3 separate regions of the Homo sapiens genome follow, and all the other regions are linked to region 1. The links are chromatin loops, found by intact Hi-C in ENCODE. Cell type or tissue: transverse colon. All regions are shown on one strand.

Region 1 (2,500 bases):
GTCTCGGGAGAGAGGTGGTCTCCTGCTAGGTAGGAGGGGAGGAGTTGGGATCCAATCTGGTTTGTTGTTCTTTTCATCTTATTTTTTCACCCCTTTGGTGAGGGGCTACATTTGCCAACATCCCTTTTAGGATAACCCTTTTAGATGGGTCCAAAGAAAGACTTTTTTTTTTTTTTTTTTTTTTTTTTACAATTAGCAAAGTCCCTCAAACTTCCCCCTTTCCTAATAGCTGAGAAAAGAGGGATAGACCAATTGGAAAGAAAAATGGAGAAGCAAGGAAATGAATGCAACTCTCGCCCAGGCAACCCATCCCAGGCCCAGTAAAAGAGTGGCTTCGGGAGCTGTGGCGAAGGGATCAGCAGACCCAACAGTGCCCGGAGAAGGGGCCTTGGAGGTAGGCGATGGCTGACGGTTGGCGGCGGCTGAAGGCAATAAGTGCTCCTCGCAGCCTGGCAATGGGCACCTGCAGCCGGCGCTCCGCTCCCTGCTGTGAGAGCTCTGCTCCCTCCAGTCGGGACGCCCCGTTGGGCCGGCCTAATCTCGAAGCCTGGCTCCCACCACCCTGCGCCCCGGGATCAGCAGCCAAGCGCTACCCTCATACATAAGTTCCCGCGAGCCACGTCCGCAATTCAGGTGTGCACCAGGTCACTGAAGGGTGTGTGCGCCGCCAGGAGCCTCCATTGGCTGTGGGCTTTGACGAGCTGTTTAATCATTACCTCATCAAGTCCCACGGATCCTAACTTAATGAGCAAATCAGAAGCTCAGCCCGAAACGCTGTGAAGCTCTCAGAATTTAGCCCTGGCAACTGCAAGACCACCAGGGGGATCTCGGGGCCGGGCACTCCCCAAAGCAGGCTGCGCGCACAACGGGGAGCGGGATGGCAGCGCACAGAGGCAAAGTTTCCTCAGAGCATAGAGGCAAACTCCGCCAGGCTCGCTCTCTCTGACCGGGGGTCCCCGGTAAGCACACTCACCTCCGATCCAGCCCGCCGCAAAGTCTTCCAGCTGGAAGCTTCCCATGGCCGGCGCTCGGTCTCGCCCTCCCGGAGCCGGGGCAGTGCCCACTTAGAGTCAGTGGGGCATGGCCCGCGGGCGCGAGCGCGCCGCAAGACCGAAGTCGGAGTCTCGAGCACGCCGCAGGTCCTACTCCAAACCCAGTCCCCCAGTCACCGGCTGCGCGGGCTGCCGCGCTCACCTCTCCAAGTGCCGGAGGGCGGCTGACATCACGCCCCCAGTGGACCTTAAAGGCACAGCACTCTGGGTGGATAAGGGTGCGCTCCGCGCGGCTCATCCCAGACACAAAGAGGCAAGGGTCATCAAGTGAAATTCTCTTAGTCCTCCCTTCTCCGGGTTATCCTCTTCCTTGCCAACTTCAGAGCCTCAGCGCCTTTGAACTGAAAGTGCCAGCCGCCCATCCAGAGACGGCAATGCGCGTATCTCCCTGTACTGTGCTGTGCTGACAATGCTGATTCCAATCAGCTGTGGACTCTCTCCCATCCCAACTCTGGGCAGTGATGCCTTTTTGTTCATCTCAGCCATGTCCCACTCAGTACCCCGTGCCTAGAGCAGGCACCTGGTGGTTCAGGGTCATGTCTAACTTTCAGCTACAGCTCTCTAGGGGCCCAGCTCCCTGCCTGGCCCTGGCTCACCCTACACTGTCCGCCCTGGGCCAACAGAAGGCAGAGGTGGTGCTCTGTACCTCAAACTCCCTCTCTGTAGGCAGACCCTACATTCAGCCAGGCCCCAGGCCAGGGGTCCGTGCTCACTGGAGAAGTGGCCTGCTGTGCGGAGAGGCTTTTGATTACAATGAGAGTGTCTTTCCTCCCTTCCTAAGAAGACTCGAAGCCCCCCAGCGTTCTGCTAGTTTCCAGCAGGGACTCAGCTGTGGGTCTCAGCCAAGACACCCCAAGGTTGACAAGAATGGTGAAGGGTATGGTCAGGAGGAAGGGGCCTCTGCTGGGCCTGCTCTTGTCCCACTGGGCATATTCATGTCACGTCATCCAGGTTAATATGAAGCGACAGCCAGCCAGACCTCCTTCTTCCAAAGCAAGACAGAGCCTGACCACCGAAGCTTGATCCTACAAAGGCCTGTCCACTGAGGAGTGGGGACTTGGAGGTGAAGGGACCTTCCTGCAGCATCACTCCCTCCCCTGCCCCGGCACACAGAGAGTGGACCTGTATCGGGAGAGGACAGCCCGGGATGGAGTCGCCGGCCTGGCTAGGGAAGTATTGCAAAGTTCCAGGGAGGAGTGGAAGCATCACACCCCATCCCGGCACCTCAACTTCCTGCTGCTTATGGTGACCCACTCAGTCTTGAGGCTTCAGAGTTGCCATCAGCATCAACCCCAAGCTGTGCCCTGTCATGCCCGGGATATATGCCTAGGGCTGCTATGAGAAATGCAGGTCTCTGAAGAGTGGCCTTTTACTGAGTTCACCATTGGAATGCATCCACAAGTGGAAAGCCTGACAATTCTCAAAACCCACTCCTCTGGAAGACCACC
Region 2 (2,500 bases), 270 kb after region 1:
CCTGCAGTTCAACTCCTCCACCTCACCTGACCGCTCTCAGATCTACTCCACTCAGAGCTTCTCCTGGTCATCCTGGACTGACTACATAATTTGCAGGCCTAGGTGCAAAAAAAAAAAAAAAAAAAAAAGATGCAGGCCTCCCGTTCAAAAATTATTAAGAATTTCTAGACGGCAACAGCAGGGCATTAAACCAAGCATGGGGCCCTTTCCAGACATGCTCTGTGCAACTCACATGTCACAAACCCATGGGGCCAACCCTGCCTCCAGTATCAACTCTAATATCCATATAGGTGACTCATTTTGGTCCTGAATTATTACATAATCTGCACTACAGTTTAACAGTTTTATTTGAACCTGAGCATCTAAGAAGAAGCCCTTCTTAGAAACCAGGAGCTGTGTCATATGCTGCTTTGTAAAAACCTCCCAGAATCTATGATAGCACTTACGAGGTATTCAAACACAGTTGAATTAATATTAGGATCATAGGGAGATCCCTGAGAACATGCTTTCTTCACGCATTCCTGAGCTACTGCTATGTGCAAAACTCTGCTGGGCACCATGGGGAACAGAGGTATGACTGGCTGTGCTCCTTTATCCTCAAGGACAGAGTTCAACCATTCATTCACCCAGCTACTGTTGCATGATTAAACATCTGCTCTGTGCTGGATGCTGGAGATGGCCCCTCCAGAAACTCAGTCTACAGGGAGGCAAAGAAGCTGCCTGAAATTGCCTGTTGGTCTGACTGCCAGACGGACTCACGGCAGACTCTGGGGCAGCCCCAAAGAGCGGGTGTCTCACCCAGGGTCAGAGGAGGAGACTGATCAAGACATCTGTCAGTCCTGGGAAGGCTCATGGCAGATTGCAAGTCATTATCAGGCAAGAAAAAAAAAAAAAAGGTGCTGATTCCATCCTGGCTCTCACATGGCCCGTGGCCGCCACGCCCATGTGCGATGAGATGGGCTAGCTGCGGCAGAGCACCAGGGGCAGAGAAGTAGAGAACACTGGGGGATTTAGAGGAGGCCCGGGAGCATCGGCCATGCCCCAGATGCATGTCCACAGAGCCCAGCCCCAGCCTCAGTCCCCACTCCCCTCTCGCCCAGCTCCCTTCTCTCTGCCTGTCCTGCCAGGACACCGTGATGGGGGCCTCCGGAACCTCAAAGGCAAAGAAGCCCACACAACCCTTCCTGCTCAACCTCCACACAAGGAAGACACCGTGCTGCTTTTTAGAGCCCCTGGGGTGTTTTCTTCTCCTCCTGTTTTTGAAAAGTTACATGGATATTCTTGGAGGTCTTCAAGAAAGCACTAAAACCCTAAGCTATTTTCTTGCTTTCAAAGTAACATTTCCCAGCTTCCTCCACGCAGGTCCGCGCTGAGCCTCACCACCAGAGGGCAGCCAAGAGTCCGGGTGTCTCAGCCAAGAGCTTTCCAAGTTCCCCGAGGCTGCATGAGGACAGCGACAAGGACTAGTGTAATTATTACCTACTGTGAGCCAGACCCTGTGTGGAGGGCCTTACATACCCTATCTCATTGAATCCTGGTAACGACCACAACGGGGGTGTTCTATTGAAGCTCCATTTTACAGATGAGGAAAACAAGGCTCAGTGAGGTGAACACATCACTCGTGTTCACACAGCTAGCAGGTGGAAGAGACAGGATTCAAACCCACGTGTGTCGGGCTGCAAGGAGACTGTCTGCTCTCTGAAGTACACAGTGTCTTACAGTTCCTGTCCACCCCAGCCCACAGGATGCTCCACTGTGCTCTCATGCTCCGGCTCAGGGCTGACCCCCTGTTTATCAAATGGAGATTAATCACCCAGTTAACCTGGGCCACACGAACAACCAGCCTCAGCCAGGTTTGTTTTGCTGGTGTCTAGTTCTGTCTCCTACAGGCAGACATCTGCAGAAATCACATGCTCCTCTAGAGCCTCTCCCCCCGATCCAGAAAGGGAGCCCCGGAGCTGTGAAACGGCTGCTCCAGCTCTCATTTGGTAGACACAAATTCCACTTCAGTAGAGGAGCAGCAGGGTTGGTTTTCCCCCAACACCAAATACACTGAAGACGCAAAATGACCATGATGTCGTCAAGTTCAACTCAACGCTTTGGTTAGAAGCAAAATGATCTTCTGTTGGGTAAAAAATCAATTCAAAGCTGGATTTCAAATAATCTGCCCCATTTCACAATGAGGACAGAGTTGATATTCCGGGATGAGTGGTAGGCATGTCTAATTAGATGCAGATGAGACTCTGATCTAATATTCAAAGTTTTTCCCCCAGAGCAACGGGGATGATGAAGCAACAAGCTCTTTCTTTCAACCCATTGTTATTTAAAGGCAGTGCTCACACAAGAATCATTTCTAAATCACAAAGGCTTTTTTCCCCTGAAATAATGGCCTGCAAAGATAGACTGGAGTTAGGTATTCACATCGGTACAGCCAAAAAAAATGTCATAAGCCAAGAAAAGTACGAGACAAAGCATACCCTTCAATTCATTTATAGCTACT
Region 3 (2,500 bases), 350 kb after region 1:
CCCACCAAGATGGGACTCCTCCACAGTCCTGGAAGAGCCTGTGGCCTTGACCCAAGTGCCGTGGAGAGACAGTTTGAGCACTCCTCTGAATGGGAACAGAGAGCCCCTGCAGGGGGAAAAGTTCAGCCTGTGAAATTTCTTTCCCTTCAATTTCCTTCTCCACCGGGTCTTGCTCACACAATGCCCATCAAAGGTGTAGCCTTGGTGGTGCTTTTTGCAGCTGTCCACAACACTTGGTGTGTCCATTCTGCATGAAGCGCACACCTCTGGGTTGCCACCATCCTGACTGGTGCACTATAGCACTGCCCCTGGCTGAGAGGCAGGCAGGTAGGATAATATCCCACCCATTCCCACTGGATGGAACTCTACTGTGTGCTCAGGACAAATCAGAACCCTCGAGCTTGGATCAGGCTTGATGAATCAGGCCCCTCTGAATCAAAGCCATTTGCTCACCATAGCCTCTTGGGAAGGGGAAAGGAAGGTGGGCAGATGGGAAGGGGTTAAGTCTCAGCTTGGGGTTCACCCTCCTCATTGCTCCATCACAGACCAGCAGGGTCTGCTCTGATCACCAAGATCCTCAGGAAAACAATGTTACAACCTCCCTTAGGAATTCTGATCAAGTCCAACCATCCTTTTCCCTTTTATCTGTCTTGTCTAGACTAATTTCCTCTCATTGCCTGAGAGCAGAAATGTATTAAGGGCTCTAATTGACCAAGATAATGAAGTATCTGCCACTGATTGTCAATCAGTCAAGTCCAAACTCCTTATTCGGAAGATGGGGAAACAGACCCTAGGAGGCAGTGACTTGCATAAAATCTGGGGTATGGACCTTCTATACCGGGAGGATGGTGTTTCCTTAGTACAGTCTTGCACTGCACAACAACGTTTTTCAGTCAACAATAGACCACACTTATATGACAGTGGTCCCATAAGATTATAAGGGAGCACATATAGAAATCTGACATATGGCACTTGATACTGACATTGCAGATCAAGTAGGAGAGATGACTGATTATCAGTAATGGTGCTTGGACATTTGGTTTTCCATATAAAAATATATAAATAAAAGCATATATACCATCTAGGCTTGTGTAAGTACACTCTATGATTCTGCACAACCACAAACTTACTGAACAATTCATTTCTTGAACATATCCCTGTCATTCAGTCGTATGACTGTAAGTAGATGAACATTCCCTGAAGGCCTAACTCTGCTCTAGGTTTCAGGAAAATACCTGTGAGATACTTGTCTCAGGGCTGATGGGTGACCTTCTGGGGTGAAGGCTTAACCCCTCTTAACCTTTGATCTCTGGCCATCGGTCCCCAACTTCTTCTCCAGGCTAAGTGAGTGCAAATCCGGCATCAGTCTGCCCAGAGGCCACCTGGGGGGGACATAGAGGCCAAGAGGCCCAGCAGGGACACAGCCTCTTTAAGCCAGATCAGTCCTGCCTGAGTGAAGGGAAGCCCAGAGGGAGAGAGGTGGTCACCCTGGGTAGGACAATTGCAGGAGGGACGAGCTGGGCCAGGCCTGGGCTCCACAAGGGCCCCTCTGTTCACATTCCCCGGATCAAAACCCACAGCTGGGATGTGCAAAATGCTCCTGGGAATGGTGAGAGGAGCAGCTGGCTTGAAAACCCCACATCCCAGTCTGGAGCAGGCTCCTCCAGGAGAGGCGTAAGGCCAGCCACGGTGCAGGCTCCAGAGAGCTGGGGACTTTTAGCCTACTTGAAAGAGCAAACAGCTTTCAAGTGCTCTCTGGAGCACCTATTTCAATGCTAATGAAAGACTCTTCTCTACGCATTAAAGCACATCTCCAAAAGACTCCCATGTAAGGGCTGCGTGTCCTTGTGCCTCTGTGTGTGTGTGTGTCTCAGAGTCAAATAGGGCCCAGGAAACAGAGTGCATGGGCTTCTGAGCTTCCCAGTACACCCTGCCCACATTCATCTGAATTAGAAGTGACAGAGAAGGACTTGTTGCCAACATCTCACCCATTTAGAAGTCACTCCAAGAAGGTCGGGCGCAGTGGCTCACGCCTATAATCCCAGCACTTTGGGAGGCCAAGGCAGGTGGATCACGAGGTCAGGAGATCGAGACCATCCTGGCTAACACGGTGAAACCCCATCTCTACTAAAAATACGAAAAAACAAAATTAGCCAGGCGTGGTGGTTGGCACCTGTAGTCCCAGCTACTCAGGAGGCCGAGGCAGGAGAATGGCGTAAACCCGGGAGGCGGAGGTTGTAATGAGCCGAGATCGTGCCACTGCCCTCCAGCCTGGCCGACAGAGCGAGACTCCATCTCAAAACAAAAAAAAAATTGCACAGAAGATCATCAAGCTGTGTGGGGACCTAAGTGAATCAAAGTGTGAGTTCCCAAGTCAGACAATCCTAGTTCCTGTCTAGACTCCACATTACTAGGCAAGATATTGGCCCTTGCTTTGAGACCCTATTTCCTCATTTGGGGCTCACCCCCCTCATTACTGCATCACAGACCAGCAGGGTCA

What was found. Peaks named below come from ENCODE experiments on the same cell type or tissue, not always from the same donor. Only the 100,000 strongest peaks of a DNase experiment are listed, where the experiment ranks them.
Region 2: it touches region 1 in a loop (5-fold over the local background); 85 of 110 quality-filtered maps call a loop at or near these places.
Region 3: a loop joins it to region 1, with 2.7 times the contacts of the local background. A loop is called at or near these places in 3 of 110 quality-filtered maps.

Annotation. Positions count from the first base shown.
Region 1 is chr5:135,833,367-135,835,866 of GRCh38, reverse strand. SLC25A48 (solute carrier family 25 member 48) reads right to left here and starts at 1,204. Exons shown (of 8, transcript NM_001349336.2): 1 at 974-1,204. The coding sequence starts at 1,019. RefSeq lists an enhancer at 1,738-2,239. In transverse colon, a CTCF peak has its summit at 1,216; DNase peaks (open chromatin) are centred at 656 and 1,206; H3K4me3 peaks cover 1,317 bases; H3K27ac peaks cover 465 bases; H3K27me3 peaks cover 2,500 bases.
Region 2 is chr5:135,565,243-135,567,742 of GRCh38, reverse strand. No RefSeq gene overlaps it. Among named protein-coding and RNA genes, the nearest start is that of CXCL14, 12 kb to the left of the region's middle. RefSeq lists an enhancer at 2,055-2,500. In transverse colon, a CTCF peak has its summit at 1,394 (motif pointing right); a DNase peak (open chromatin) is centred at 1,402.
Region 3 is chr5:135,483,925-135,486,424 of GRCh38, reverse strand. No RefSeq gene overlaps it. Among named protein-coding and RNA genes, the nearest start is that of TIFAB, 33 kb to the right of the region's middle. RefSeq lists an enhancer at 1,022-1,870. In transverse colon, no CTCF peak of the experiment used is centred here; no DNase peak of the experiment used is centred here; H3K27me3 peaks cover 1,799 bases.